Linked DNA regions of Homo sapiens: all the other regions are linked to region 2. The links are chromatin contacts, found by Hi-C or POLR2A ChIA-PET in ENCODE. All regions are on one chromosome and are shown on one strand. The core of a region is the stretch at or near the end of the contact, and the rest is flanking DNA. Distances in the headings are between cores, read along the strand shown. Region 1 has its middle 33 kb from the start of HIF1A. Region 2 has its middle 40 kb from the start of DHRS7. Region 3 holds the start of TMEM30B (transmembrane protein 30B).

Region 1 (4,555 bases), core at 807-3,306, 1.5 Mb before region 2:
GATATAGAGAGATTCAAATAATCCTCAAGGATGCTCAAAATAATAAAAAATAGTTTTGTGATGATTGCCAAAAAGGCCAATAGCATTTATAGAATTCAAGTGATGATACGTCATTGAAAGAAAGAAAAGGGGATTTTTCTGTGAGACAAATTGCCCAAAACCTGAGGGGGAGTTTTGTCATCAAAATACATAAGGAGTAATCTTTTAAAAACTCTGAAACAAAGAGCAAATAATTTAAAGAAATCTCGGCCAAGCAAGGTGGTTCATGCTTGTAATTCTAGCGCATTGAAAGTTTGAGGCGGGAGGACAGCTTGAAGCCAGGAGTTCAAGACCAGCCTGGGCAACATAGTAAGACTCCTCTCTAAAAAGCAAAAATAAAAAAAATTAACTGGATATAGTGGTGGGTGCCTATATTCCCAGCTACTTGGGAGGCTGAGGCACGAGGATCACTTGAGTCCAGAAGTCTGAGGTTGCAGTGAGCCATGATCGTACCACTGCACTCCAGCCTGAGTGACAGGCTGACAGAGTGGGACGCTGTCTCAGAAAAAAAAAGAAAAGAAAAAGAAAAAATAAAGAAATCTCATTCTACTTTACTTACCACACACATATGTTCATATCATGTGTTAAACATTGTCTTTTAAAAAATAGCTTAGGGCCAGATGTGTTGCCTCAGGCCTGTAATCCCAGTACTTTGGGAGGCCAAGGTGGAAGAACTGCTTGAGGTCAAGAGTTAGAGACCAGCCTGGGCAACATACTGAGACTCTGTCTCTATTTCAAAACAAGCAAACAGCTTAGAAAATCATTTTCTTTAACTCTTACCTCTGATGCTTTTAATTATGTGTTCTCTTATGGTGATTGGCTGGGGTTAAAATATTCTGTAGCATTGCTTTGCATCATAGCCCCAGAGAAAATGAAAGGGGAAGAAGGAGTTAGCTTCCCTTTTCCCCGCTGTTCTGCCTGCTTCCTGTTTCAGAAAAATTAAAATAAGGTGTGAACAGCCACTTTCTCTTGAACATATTCTTCCATATATACTGGGGTAGGGTGAGGCATGTATTTGTGGGGGCTGGAGGATGGCCTCTGTTACAAAATTTCCTATGGACATTCCTTATCTACACTAGTGGGGAACAATGAAAATTACTTGTACAATGAACATCACTTATACAGGACGCGTATTACGGTACATTCTAATTTTTAAAAATATCAACTCACATAAAGAGGAGGCCAACCCTGACTTATCTCATGGGCAAGCTGTATGGCACAAATGAAATTACTAATGTGAAAGTGTTCGGTCAACTCTAAAGGTCCTTACAAGTTTGTGGGTTTTTTTTTTTTTTCAGACAGAGTTTTGCTCTTCTTGCCCAGGCTAGAGTGCAATGGCATGATCTCGGCTCACCGCAACCTTCACCTCCTGGGTTCAAGCGATTCTCCTGCCTCATCCTCCGGAGTAGCTGGGATTACAGACGCCCGCCACCACGCCCAGCTAATTTTGCATTTTTAAGGGAGACAGGGTTTCTCCATGTTGGTCAGGCTGGTTTCGAACTCCCAACCTCAGGTGATCCGCCCACCTCAGCCTCCCAAAATACTGGAATTACAGGTGTGAGCCACCACGCCTGGCCACGTTTGAGGTCTTTTTAATGATTAGAAATTTCTTATACTCTGGCATCTGTAGAATCCATTCAAAGCCATAAATTTCTGCTTCTTTCCCACACCTGGTGGGAGAAATGGGGGAATAGGCCCACAAATCGCCTTGGCTTTTGTGGTCTCCCAGTATGCTCTTTTGCATGGACAGAAAAATGAGGGAAATGCTTTTACCTTCATCAAACCTATTGGAAATGGTTAAGTTTCCCTTCTTTTGACTAAAACAAAACTAAAAACCACAAGAAACCTACTCAAGATTGGCTCATATGAATCACATCCTGTGTGGAACCCTGTCCTGTGTCAATGACACTTAGACACAGAGCAAAGAAGGGAGAGGGTGGGTCACTGTTTCTAAATGCAACGAAGGGCACTTTCATTAAAGCACTAAGGCTGCATGCTCAACAGGTTTAGCATGACTCAGCAAGATGGGTCACTGAACACCATCCACCCAAGGGCAAATGAGCTTGTCCAATCACATGACCTACAAGATCAGGGGATAGCAAACCAGACCTATGGTTTGCTGAACAGCCTGCACAAGCCAGTCCCGTTACATACAGAACAGTCAGAGGAGAAGGTCACCGCCAGGGCAGTGGAGACCACTGCGGATCCTCTTCTCAACACTGCTCTACCATGTTACCTTGTGTCTAGTTGTGTGTCTGCCAACCACTTCTACAGAAGGTGCTGAGGCAAACCTCCTCAAAGGTTCTGATTTGGATCTTCCATTTGGAGAAGACTTTGAGTCTGTCCATATTCGTGGCTTTTTTTTCTTGCACTGGGAACTGATGCATTGCAGACACAAATGAGCCCAATGTATTTTAAGCGAGAAAAAGTTCCCACCCTCACCACCAATTACACCCTTGTCATTTTTTTCTTGTTCTAGTACCTACGTGTGATTTAGTACTTTCCGAGCATTCCATTCTTTCTGAAAGCATAAGCACTAATATGTGTAATTTGCTTGCCTTGTCATTCTGAAATCTTTTAATGCATACAGTTCAGACATCCTGTTTGTTTAATATGAGCAATGCCAACTTTATTTACTGTAATAAATGTACTTCTTTATTCTTCTGGAAAAAAAGGGAAATTAATTGAAAAAGACACATTTAAGCTATTCCAGTGTGTAATACAGAGGCTGCTGGTAAAATATAATACAATGTCAGGGAATTCCACAATCTTGTTTGCTTTTTGGTTTCATTTTCATATTTTTCTTAAATATGGCATTGCTACAGTACAAAGTAGAAGAACATATTTTAGTGTCTGATTCACAGTCTCTTTACTAACTTTGGAACTTTAAAACCTGGGCAACTCTGATAGTGAGAGGGTTCAAGAAAATTGACATATGTGGTGAAATGTACTTTTGTGGCCTAGCTTTGCGTTTCAGAGCTGTTATACAGTCAGATTTTTTTAAATGAATATCTGCAACTGTTCCAACAATTCTGGTTTATGAAAATGTTGCTGGTTTTGCATAGGAACTTCATAACCTGCATGATATTACTCATGGGTATTTGTGGGTTTTGCTTTAGATATGGAAAGGACGCCTCTTGGCAAACATATTTTTTCTTTTGCTTCTCAGAGGTTTTGTATTCAGCTCAAAAATCCCCAGTATCTGTTTCCTTAGGTTCATGGGCTCCTTTAAACTTTACATTTGTATTTCTATTTTTTTTTCCAGTCAACTTCATGGATGTTTTGGAACGTCCTTTGTGCAAATTCACTCCCCAATGTTGCAGAGAGATTTTGCTTCCTTTTACCCTCTTCCAGTTGATTTTCTTTTCTTTTTTTTTCTTTTTTTTGAGACAGAGTCTCATTGTCATCCAGGCCAGAGTGCAGTGGCACGATCTCAGCTCACTGCAACCTCCGCCTCCCGGGTTCAAGCGATTCTCCTGCCTCAGCCTCCTGAGTAACTGGGATTACAGGCATGCGCCACCACCATGCCCGGCTTATTTTTGGATTTTTAGTAGAGACGGGGTTTCACCATGTTGGCCAGGCTAGTGTCGAATGTCTGACCTCAAGTGATCCGCCTGCCTTGGCCTCTCAAAGTGCTGGGATTACAGGCATGAGCCACTGTGCCTGGTTGTTGATTTTCTTTAAACAGTCTAACAACTTTTCCTGTGACATGTTTAGGCCTCTGAGTGTAATCCCTGTGGAAGATGGTACAGTGTCTGAAATTCTACATATACATTGACTTCTGACCTCTTTGAAAATGTGATCTGTAAGAAGGCCACACAGGCTTTCAAATGCAAGATGGTTTCAGACTCAACATGGTTTCCTTTGAGGTTGTTACTAGGAAATAATTTGAACAACAAGTGTAGTCATCACCATATCCTGACATGCCAGCAGGAAGATAAATTACTGCTTGTAAGTTACAACATTTCACCTCCACCCATGGCAATTTTTATTATATTACCCATTTGTCCTCTCAGTAAATGATGTCTGTAAAAATAGTTGAAATAGTTGAAAGGAATTTAATTTAAAATATACTCACATGTATTCACCTAAGTACAAAGACACATAGCATTTCAAAATAAGTAAACTCAGCCTTTTCTCCCTTGAAATGTATCAAATACTAAAGCTTTTCATAGCATCTTGATCCTAAAAAGAACAGCAGAAAGCCATTTAATCCATTCTCAGATATCTGGACAGACTAGCCAGCAGTATGCTAGTCTTCAACAAATGTGACCAAGGCTTCTTGTTACAGTTTTGCTTTATTTGTGGCAGAGTTTTTTTTTTTTTTCTCTCTCAGGTGAATATATTCGGTTCAGAGTATTGGGTCAACTACAGGTCCCACTTAAAGGAGTAGTAAAAAGAAAGATTTGTCAGGATACATGGCGGCTCACACCTATAATCCCAGCACGTTGGAAGGGTAAGGCAGGAGGATCACTTGAGCCTAGGAGTTCAAGACCAGCTTGGGCAATATAATGAG
Region 2 (4,845 bases), core at 1,858-4,357:
GAAACAGACAAGACTATATGGCCACACTCCATCACCTCTTTCTTTTTTGGGTCAAATTTGGTAATAACCACTTTGAAAAGAAAGGACATGAAAACACACACACACACATACACGCAAGCACACACACACATGTGTGCACACACACAAGTGTGACACAAGAATCTGGACAGTGGAGAGCCCTGATAGCCCAAGGGTTCCATGTAACTTCTGTGACACGAGACCTTTTCCACTTTAGCAGGGAATGAGCTGTTCACAGCACCGGCGGTAAAATCCAGTTATCTAACAGAATTAGGTTTACGCTGGCAAGATGCTTTACCTGGGGCTGAGAAAGCCACTGGTTCAGATCCAGCAGTGTCAGAATTTTGCCACATTTCTATTGGTGGGGGCTTTGGCATAAACCATCAAGGCTCCCACCTGATAATGATAACAATGAGTGAGAGGTCATTAATTCTAGCAGGTTAACTAATACATTAACTTCTCCTAGAGAAGAGGGTTTCAACTTGCCTGCACCTTGGAATTGCTATGGAGCTGTTAAAAAGGAATGATTCCAGGTCCCACACCCAGAGATTCTGATTTAATTGGTGTGGGATTCTGTCTGAGCATGGGGATTTTTAAAAACTGCTCTAGTGATTCTAATGAGCAGCTAGGGTTGAGAAACCCTGCCCTAGAGCCTAAGGTCCCATTTCAAGTCATAGGGAAGTTCCCATCTATATTGCGTAAAGCCAATGGTTCCTATGCACACACGAATTCATTCTCTCTCTCTCTCACACACACACTCATACACATACACTCTAGCCACTTTCTAATCTTTGAAACCTCACTGAGAAACAAGAGTGATAAGGTGAGTAGATACTAAGACAGTTTTAATTAGAAAATAGTTGAAGGAAGAAATACTTCAGAGAGTTTGTAGGCAACAGAGAAGACATTCAAAGAAAGAAGTAATATAGGTCTCATTTGCCAATGGATTTCCAGCAACTGGGATGAGGGGAATGAAGGAAGGAAAGGGAAGAAGCAAGAGAAAAGAGAAACAGGGGAAGGGGAGAGAGAGAGAGAGAACAAGAACACAAAGATGCGCAGATTTGGAGCGTCAATGGGGGTTGGAGGAGGTTTAAGAAAGTCCCTGACAGGAATTCTGTGGAAAGTCCACAGAATATAAGCACAAGGTCAGCTGAGGAAGAGAAAAGACTCAGTCGATGCTGGGCACGTATTTTATTGAGTTCCCATCAGTTGAATTTGTGCTTTCTTCAGCAGCGACACCCCAACCTTGTCATGGATGACCATGACCCCAGTTTGGGAGATTTGAAAGACCCTCCTGCCCTGACTCGGCACATTTTCTATTTCTTTCTTTCTTTTTATTTCTTCTCCTATTGATCTTCCAATAGTCACTATGGCCCGATTCTCAGTGCAGCCTGCAGTCTACGAACTAAGTGTAATGTGTTCTAATCTGCTCGGACGTTGTGCTCTGCTCTTTGACTGGTGCCAATAGATCTGCCCTGATGTCATGCACGTGGTCTTGGTTGGGCTTCTTATAATCTCAGCTCTCATGTATTAATTCTGGCAGGGAACAATATGTGCTGAGGAAGAAAAATGCAGCCAAGTGGCCCCGGAAGAGATTACACCCAAACTTTGATCTTCATATATATTGTTTGGTTCAAAGGGTAGTCATTGGTCTCAGCAACTCCTTCCCAGGTACTCTCATGTGATCCTAGGTAATCAAGCCTAAAACGGTACACTTTTCTCCCTGACTCATTTTTACCAGAACAATCATAATGAAAATGTAATTATATGACAGAACACCGAGGACATAGAACTTCACTCCTTTGTTGAGGTAGTCTTTTCACATAGAATTTTCATTTGCCAGTAGCTTGATGTCTGCTACTCCTAGAAAGATTTCTTTAAGATCTAAAGATTACACGATGCCCCAAATTTGAGAACCTTTGAGCTCCCTATTGACCCGTGTTCTACCAATTGTGAAGTGGAACAAAGAACAAAGGACAAATTTAAGAGGTTTCTACAAAAGAGCTGGATACCAGCAAAAGACATGAAAAAAGATATAAACAAACTGTAGAAATAGGAAAATGTATAGTAAAATTTTATACATGTGTCATTTAGTTCCTCTTCCCTTAGGAAATTATGATACATTGGGAACAATTAATACAAGGATGATATATAATAAAAAATTATCATGACCTAAATGTTTATCAGCTTGGTTTGTTGAATAAATTATGGTACATACATATAATGGAATACTATGGACAGTAATAGATGAGATGGAATGCTACAGTTATTGTATATGTTAAGTTAAAATGCCAATTGCAGAACAGTGTGATCCAATTTGAAAAAAAATCTGGAAGAGACACACTACAATGTGGTAGGGTGACAGAATTTCTCTTCTTTGTGTCATTGATTTTTTTTTTTAGAGTAAGCATTCACTGCTTCTATAATCAGCAAAAACACTGAAACTTTTCCACCCACACCCCCATAAAACAAAAAAAAAGAAAGTATTTGTATGAGCAAGTAAGAATTTACATAAAAGGTGATACTATTTCCCTCCTCCCCCCACCACACACACATCTTTTTCCCCTGGTACTGGAATTCAAAAGTCAGTATCACTGTGGCAATGACGAATAGGCAAAGGTTTGGTAGAGCCATGATGTTCCGAGATTTTTATTAAAGAAATTCACAAGCCTGATGAGTTGAAGAAAGCCTAAAAAGCTTTCTCCTTTTATGGTGTTGTGTGTATATGTTTGCATGCCCTTAGATGCAGCTTCTCATGCATCTTTTCCAATGACTCGTGGAGACTCTGGGTCAATGTCAAGAGGGCAGACTCTTTTCATATTCCCTCTCCCTTCCTGATCCCCAGAGGAAGGCCTTCTTTTAGAATCCTTGGCTGCGCCCAGCACCAGCGCTGGGAAAACTTCAAGTAGAGGAGGCTCTACCCACATTCCCTCCACAGGACCATCTTCCTCCTCTCAGCTTCCCCTCTCACCACTCTCTGTCACCTGAGATACCCAAGCTACTCCCCATAGCCTGTTTCTGTCAGCTGTGGTCCCTCACCACACATACCTCTCACAGCCTTTCAGCCTCCAGAATAACATTGCTTTCTATTCCTGGCTCCCTGTTGAACCATGACAACTCCTATCTTGTCAGGGCAATGTTCCTGATTAAGAGGAATTAAAATCTCAAAACAGGGCAAATAATCAATACTCTGACAAGTAGTACGTCACCAGGGCTAGTCACATCTCAGAAAGAGAGTTAACCTGAAGGAATGAATCTGTAATATTGTAATTTAGCCAGGGTTACAGACTAATAAGGACAATATTTTGGGTGGGTGTATGTGTCCGTGTGGGGGTGGAGGCAGGAAGCTAATTAGCAACACAACAAGGACTAGAACTTTTGTTTCCCTGTTGCTCAATCCAGGGCTCTTCTGGCAATAGTTTGCTGCCTTTTTTTTCTCCTTTATTGGAATTTAACACTTTAAGTAGTATTGTATAATTTGAAGAAAATTTCATCCTTCAATACTTTAAAGAGGAAAAGTATTACATTGCTATAGAATGTGTGTAAAACGCTGATTTGAACAGTGTTTGTAGTCATTTTGGCATATCAAACGATTATTAAATTACAGTATCTCCAGTTTAAAGCAAAGAATCAAGATAGTATTAACCCCTGCCATACTGTTTGAGAGGCAGTGAGCTCTGAAATCAGATTGCCTGGGTTGAGTGGGCAGGCAGTCTTATTTACATGCAACGGCTAGTTTAGCCACACGCCAGCTGTGTGACCTTGGGCAAATTAACCTTGCCTCTCCATGCTTGCGTTTCCTCTTTCATAAAACATGAGCAATAAAGGTATCGATCTTACAGGGTTGCTGCTAGCATTGAATGAGTTGATGCATATAAAACATTTAGAACAGAGCCTGGCACAAAGTAAACACCCGATAGATGTCCCTTGTGCAATTAGCAGTTGATGAAATGAAAGTATAGGTCACAGCTACATATATATTTTGTTGGATGCTCAAGTCAGCAAAAAATATGTTAAACATACCAGTGAGAATAGTCAGGAAAACTTAAAAAGAACAATGATAAAATGAAGACTTGCATTTCCAGGCATTACTATCTTTTATACCACCTATCAGTACAATCAGTGAAATAAAATGAGACTGTAGTAACAGTAAACAGAACAATGGAACAGAATAGAAACCTCTAAAAGCAACCCCAAACACACACATGAATTTAGTACTAGCAAGATTGACATTTGAAATTTGGGAAGAAAAATTGAGCCACCCAATAAATAGTAGTAAGACAAATGGTGAGACATTTGGAAAAGTCATCAAATCTGTTTTTTATAATTTATACCAAACTAAGTTACAGGCGGATAAAGGTTAAATGTAAAAACAAAATAAAAATATGAAAGGATGAAAAGTAAGGATAGAGTATAAAGATAACTATAATCAGCTATCAAGGAAAGGAAAGACTTCACTTAAAAATAAAGGAGAAGCCATAAAGAAACAGCTAAATAGACTTTAATATGTACAATTATTAAAATTCTGTATATTAAAAAATTAAAGAACGGGGGAAAAGTTGAATATGGGGTCAAGAGCATTACTTGATAAAGCTCATTTATAAATCAGTTAGAAAATATGATGCCCACTGAAACAGAGAAATGGGTAAAGGACATGAAAGGTAAATTCCCAAAAGATACTAAATGACCAAAATAAAATAAGAAATTTCAGTTAGATTAATATTTGAAGGAATGCAGTTCCCTTAAAATGAGATACTATATCTCTTTTAATGAATTTACAACTTTTAGTAAATTATAATCCCCAGTATTTGTGAGAGTTTGGGGAAT
Region 3 (4,781 bases), core at 130-2,629, 1.1 Mb before region 2:
TACTTTTTAATTTTAATGTGACTTGTAGAATGCAATTTGATACTTGATTACACCCTATGATTCATAGCTATTATTGGCTATTTTGATTGTTTCTTACTCCTAATATGTCCCCTATCAAACTGCAAATGCCTTGAGGTCAAAGGTCCTTTTTTGTCTAATTAGCATAGGACTGAACACTTGGAAGATGCTAACAACATTCCTCTGTTAAATTTAATAAGGATTTTAACTTTCCAAGTTCAATGGGTTTTGAATGACTCCTGAATATAATATATTATGCTAGGTGTAGTGTAATAGAGAAAACATTTGTATTACTTGCATTTTACAAGCTGGAGGAGAAGCAAGAACACAATACCTAGGGAAGATTTAGATTTAGTAAGAAATCAGAACGTCCCAATACCCCCTTGTATATGTTTTACCAACCTAGATTTAAAAAAAAAAAAAAAAAAGCCAGAATCCCAGGCAACATAGGGAGCTAATTTGAGTTCTTTTTATAATAAATCCTATAAATCCTTGTAGTTTACTTCCTTAGGCCAGACACTCCAGATGTTTTTGTGGATAGCAGCTAGGTCTCCTGGGACCTTGGATTGGGCCTTTCTCTAGTCAGGCAAATAATCTGAAAAGAAAACGAAATCACATGTAGTCCAGCACATTTTTTCCTTTCTTGGTTTCTCCACACCAGCTAAGAGTTATTTAAAGGCTCTGAACCTCTCCAGCCTTTGATTCTTTTTAAGGATGATTTTATTTTTAGAGAACTTTCCACATTTCCTAGTTATACAGCCAGACTGGGTGATCTGGCCAGAAAATCATTTTCCCTTAAAAAAAAAAAAAAAAAAAAAAAAAAAAAAAGCTAAAATTTGAACGCAGGCGTTGAATTCGAAACAGATTTATCATAACGTAATTCCCTGGACACTCCCAACTTGAGACTGAAAGCTGGGCGAAAGCGGTTTGTGAAGCTAACCTAAAAGACAAAATGGTCTAGAGCCACCTTTTCCCCGCAAATAACAGAGGATTAAGGATCTGAAATCTTCAAGCCTCCAGGACCACGGTGCAAGCCCTCAGCAAAAATTTCTGCTGGAGGCCGGAGCGCCTTTTGATTTCGGGAGACTGGCCCAGGAACTCTAGTCACTTGGAAGGCGGAAGAGAAGGTGGTACCTGAGCCAGGTAGGAGCCACTCAGAGGCAGCCCGGGGCCGCCACTCACCTAGGAGAGGAGGTGGAGTCCGATGACCTGGACTGAGAGGAAACGCGAGACTGAGTCTACCAGGTGAGGTAAAAAACACCCACCTGCTCACCTCGGAAGGGGCGGGCGAGGTGCGGCTCCCGGTGACCCGCGGGGGTGCAGCGCACCTGGGCGGAGGCGGAACTGGGAGGGTGTGGGCACTGCTCGTAGGGCCTGGAACTAAACTCACCTGTGACGGAGGCAGAGGAGGGGCCCGGGCAAAAACCCACCTGAGCTGGCGGGAAACCCGACCCGCGAGCAGTCCCCGGGCTTGCGCGGCGCGGAGAGGGAGGCGCCCCGCGGCGGGGCCCCCACTCGGTCAGCCCGCGCGTCGGTCCCCGCGCGGCCGCCATGACCTGGAGCGCCACGGCCCGGGGCGCCCACCAGCCCGACAACACCGCCTTCACTCAGCAGCGCCTCCCCGCCTGGCAGCCGCTGCTGTCGGCCAGCATCGCGCTGCCGCTCTTCTTCTGCGCGGGCCTGGCCTTCATCGGCCTGGGCCTGGGCCTCTACTACTCCTCCAACGGCATCAAGGAGCTGGAGTACGACTATACAGGCGACCCGGGCACCGGTAACTGCTCGGTGTGCGCCGCGGCTGGCCAGGGCCGGGCGCTGCCGCCCCCCTGCTCGTGCGCCTGGTACTTCTCGCTGCCCGAGCTCTTCCAGGGCCCAGTGTACCTCTACTACGAGCTGACCAACTTCTACCAGAACAACCGGCGCTACGGCGTGTCCCGCGACGACGCGCAGCTGAGCGGACTCCCCAGCGCGCTGCGCCACCCTGTCAACGAGTGCGCCCCCTACCAGCGCAGCGCGGCCGGCCTGCCCATCGCGCCCTGCGGCGCCATCGCCAACAGCCTCTTCAACGACTCCTTCTCGCTTTGGCACCAGCGCCAGCCCGGCGGGCCCTACGTCGAGGTGCCGCTCGACCGCTCCGGCATCGCCTGGTGGACCGACTACCACGTCAAGTTCCGCAACCCGCCGCTGGTCAACGGCAGCCTGGCGTTGGCCTTCCAGGGCACGGCGCCCCCGCCCAACTGGCGCCGGCCAGTCTACGAGCTCAGCCCCGACCCCAACAACACCGGCTTCATCAATCAGGACTTCGTGGTGTGGATGCGCACGGCGGCGCTGCCCACGTTCCGCAAACTGTACGCGCGCATCCGCCAGGGCAACTACTCGGCCGGGCTGCCGCGGGGCGCCTACCGCGTCAACATCACCTACAACTACCCGGTGCGCGCGTTCGGCGGCCACAAGCTCCTCATCTTCAGCAGCATCTCGTGGATGGGTGGCAAGAACCCCTTCCTGGGCATCGCCTACCTGGTCGTCGGCTCCCTCTGCATCCTCACCGGCTTTGTCATGCTGGTCGTCTACATTCGCTACCAGGACCAGGACGACGACGACGAGGAGTGATTCCGGCTTTCCAGGGATCCCTCCTGCTTCTTGCCAAAACTCTTGCAAGGTGCTTTTGGCATCTCCTCCTCGCCCGTCACCCAATTCCAACCTCGCCTAGCTTTTCCTCCCTTTGTGAATGAGGGGACCAGATAAGGGAATTACCCCCCTTGCTCTTGGGGGGCTGCTAGACTGTCTTGCCGCGGGGAGGGATGTTGACTGCAGAGTGAAACATCCTTGCAAACTCTTCCCACCTCCTTCACGACACTGAGTTGCCATGTGAGGTTCTTCAAGTCTGAGAGTGGAAGGGATCCCTATGGAGACTCCTATTAAACCCCTATTAGAGGAAGAGATTGAGAGACCTAGCAATGTGAAGTAACAAAGATCAGGCAGCTGCAAGTGACTCCTGAATCTTGAGTCCAGGGCTTTCGCCACTACAGTACAGTGGTTTTCTTTTCTTTGGTCGGGGAGAGTGGGCTGGAATGGAGAGTGAGGCCCACAAATTACCTGCAGAGACGTGGAGGCGTGAGGGAGAACATGCTTGTTAAATATGCAGGTAGATTAGGAGACACCAAACAGAGATTCAGACACAGTAAGGCTGGGATGAGATCCTCGAAGCTGTGTTTTAACAAACTCCACTGGAGAGTCCCATATTCCCTCAAATTTGGGAATCACGACCCTGAACCAGGTTGGGCCTGAAGCAGTCAACTGAATTCACTTTTTCGGATAGTAATTTGTTCCCAGGGGCAGTGACAACCATGATGTTCCAGGTTTGGTCTGGCACTCTGCCTTGAACGTAGGAAGCTCTTGATGATTTGTGGAATGAATTTTTAAAAAATTACTATCTGGGGAAAACTAGTTGGCATACAGAGTTGTAGGACAGGGTTTATGTGATTCATTTGATATTTTAGTATTTTGGTGTAAAAGCCAACAGGCAAACTTTGCCAGGTACTGTGTAGAAACTCGAAAATGTGAGGCCAGTTTGTACAGTTCAGAGGAAATGCTTTAACGTAGAATCAGATAGCTGGAAGAGATCTTCGAGGGAAAGTAAGTTCCCTAAAGTCACATCTATGTCTCCTAGCTCAGTGTTCTTTGTCATTGTGTGTGTGTGTGTGTGTGTGTGTGTGTGTGTGTGTGATTAGAAAGGGCTTCATTCATACCTTTTCCCTTGGACCTGGAAAAAAAATTTTTTTTATCTTTTCAAATGAAATCTATTGATTTCTAGTAATCATATTTGAATCAATGTTAAAGCATATATAGTCTTATATGTAAACTAGATTCTTAAGATTATTTGAACCTTTGAGATGAAGTTTACACTCAACTAAAATCATTCCATTGATTTTATTGATTAACATCAATCAGTATGTTTAAAGTTATTCTAAGAAGCAATAGTTTATTTTTAAAAACCTTGTATAGCAAAATAACTTAAAACCCTTTGTGATATCATCTTACCAGTTTATTTGGTAAAAACAAACAGTTATTTGGTATTTGTCAGAATTCTTCAGTGCCTGCTATTACAGCTATTTTCCAATTACTAACTTGATTATACTCACTCAAGGCAGTGCAAGATCTTGAAGTACTTTTTAGCAGTTAAGTAATATTGAATTGTATTGAATAGTTTACATAGTTTATTCTAGTCTTTGAAAATTACTGAACATGGACAATGTGCATGTCATTGACATCTGCCTTAGAACTTCTGGGACAATCCTGATTCGAGAGATTCTATCCCATTATTTACATATACCAAAAATACTTTGTTAATTTAATGTGTTGGCTTCCCAACTCCTGAACACGACACAATTTTATTATTAGATTTTGTATGGTGATTTTAGGCTATGAAAACATGATCATTATATGTATATAGATACATTTTTATTTGTTACAAATGTTTGAGCAGCTCACTAGCCCACCCCTCCTCTATTTTGGGTAAGAGAATTTACTACCTTTTTTAACTATGTAGTTGAGAGCAACATGTATTTTGTTATTTTTAGAATGGTCAGTATATTGCTATAAAATTTTAAATGAGACTATGAAAGTTAAAGTATTCTGATTCTGGTTAAATTAACGAATATGGTTCCAGGCCCTGTTCTCTGGGTTTTTGAGAGAGAATAAAGGTTATGTTTGTCTTACCTTTGTTATCGAGTTTGCTGAATTCTTTTGAACGATGATCTTAAAGG

The links. A loop is a pair of places that touch in the nucleus more often than their neighbours do. ChIA-PET counts read pairs that join two places held with the same protein, here RNA polymerase II (POLR2A). Pooled maps may share reads with other maps.
Region 1: a loop to region 2 is called in a map with no recorded cell type, with 11 times the contacts of the local background. The contact joins two enhancer-like sites. A Hi-C loop is called at or near these places in 4 of 37 single-sample maps with no recorded cell type and 3 of 50 pooled maps.
Region 3: a loop to region 2 is called in a map with no recorded cell type, with 2.2 times the contacts of the local background. The contact joins the promoter of TMEM30B here to the enhancer-like site in region 2. A Hi-C loop is called at or near these places in 1 of 37 single-sample maps with no recorded cell type. POLR2A ChIA-PET finds 5 or more read pairs at or near these places in 1 of 52 experiments (PC-9).

What each region holds. Positions count from the first base shown.
Region 1 is chr14:61,660,177-61,664,731 of GRCh38, reverse strand. No RefSeq gene overlaps it. Among named protein-coding and RNA genes, the nearest start is that of HIF1A, 33 kb to the left of the region's middle. Within about 2 kb of position 2,056, at least 18 of the 41 ENCODE cell types and tissues checked have a DNase peak (open chromatin) inside an H3K27ac peak, as active enhancers do.
Region 2 is chr14:60,203,227-60,208,071 of GRCh38, reverse strand. No RefSeq gene overlaps it. Among named protein-coding and RNA genes, the nearest start is that of DHRS7, 40 kb to the right of the region's middle. RefSeq lists an enhancer at 350-419. Within about 2 kb of position 3,107, at least 2 of the 41 ENCODE cell types and tissues checked have a DNase peak (open chromatin) inside an H3K27ac peak, as active enhancers do.
Region 3 is chr14:61,277,936-61,282,716 of GRCh38, reverse strand. It overlaps TMEM30B (transmembrane protein 30B), which reads left to right and starts at 1,379. Exons shown (of 1, transcript NM_001017970.3): 1 at 1,379-4,781. The coding sequence starts at 1,570. The coding sequence ends at 2,625. It also overlaps a transcript of PRKCH not described here. RefSeq lists an enhancer at 1,954-2,917.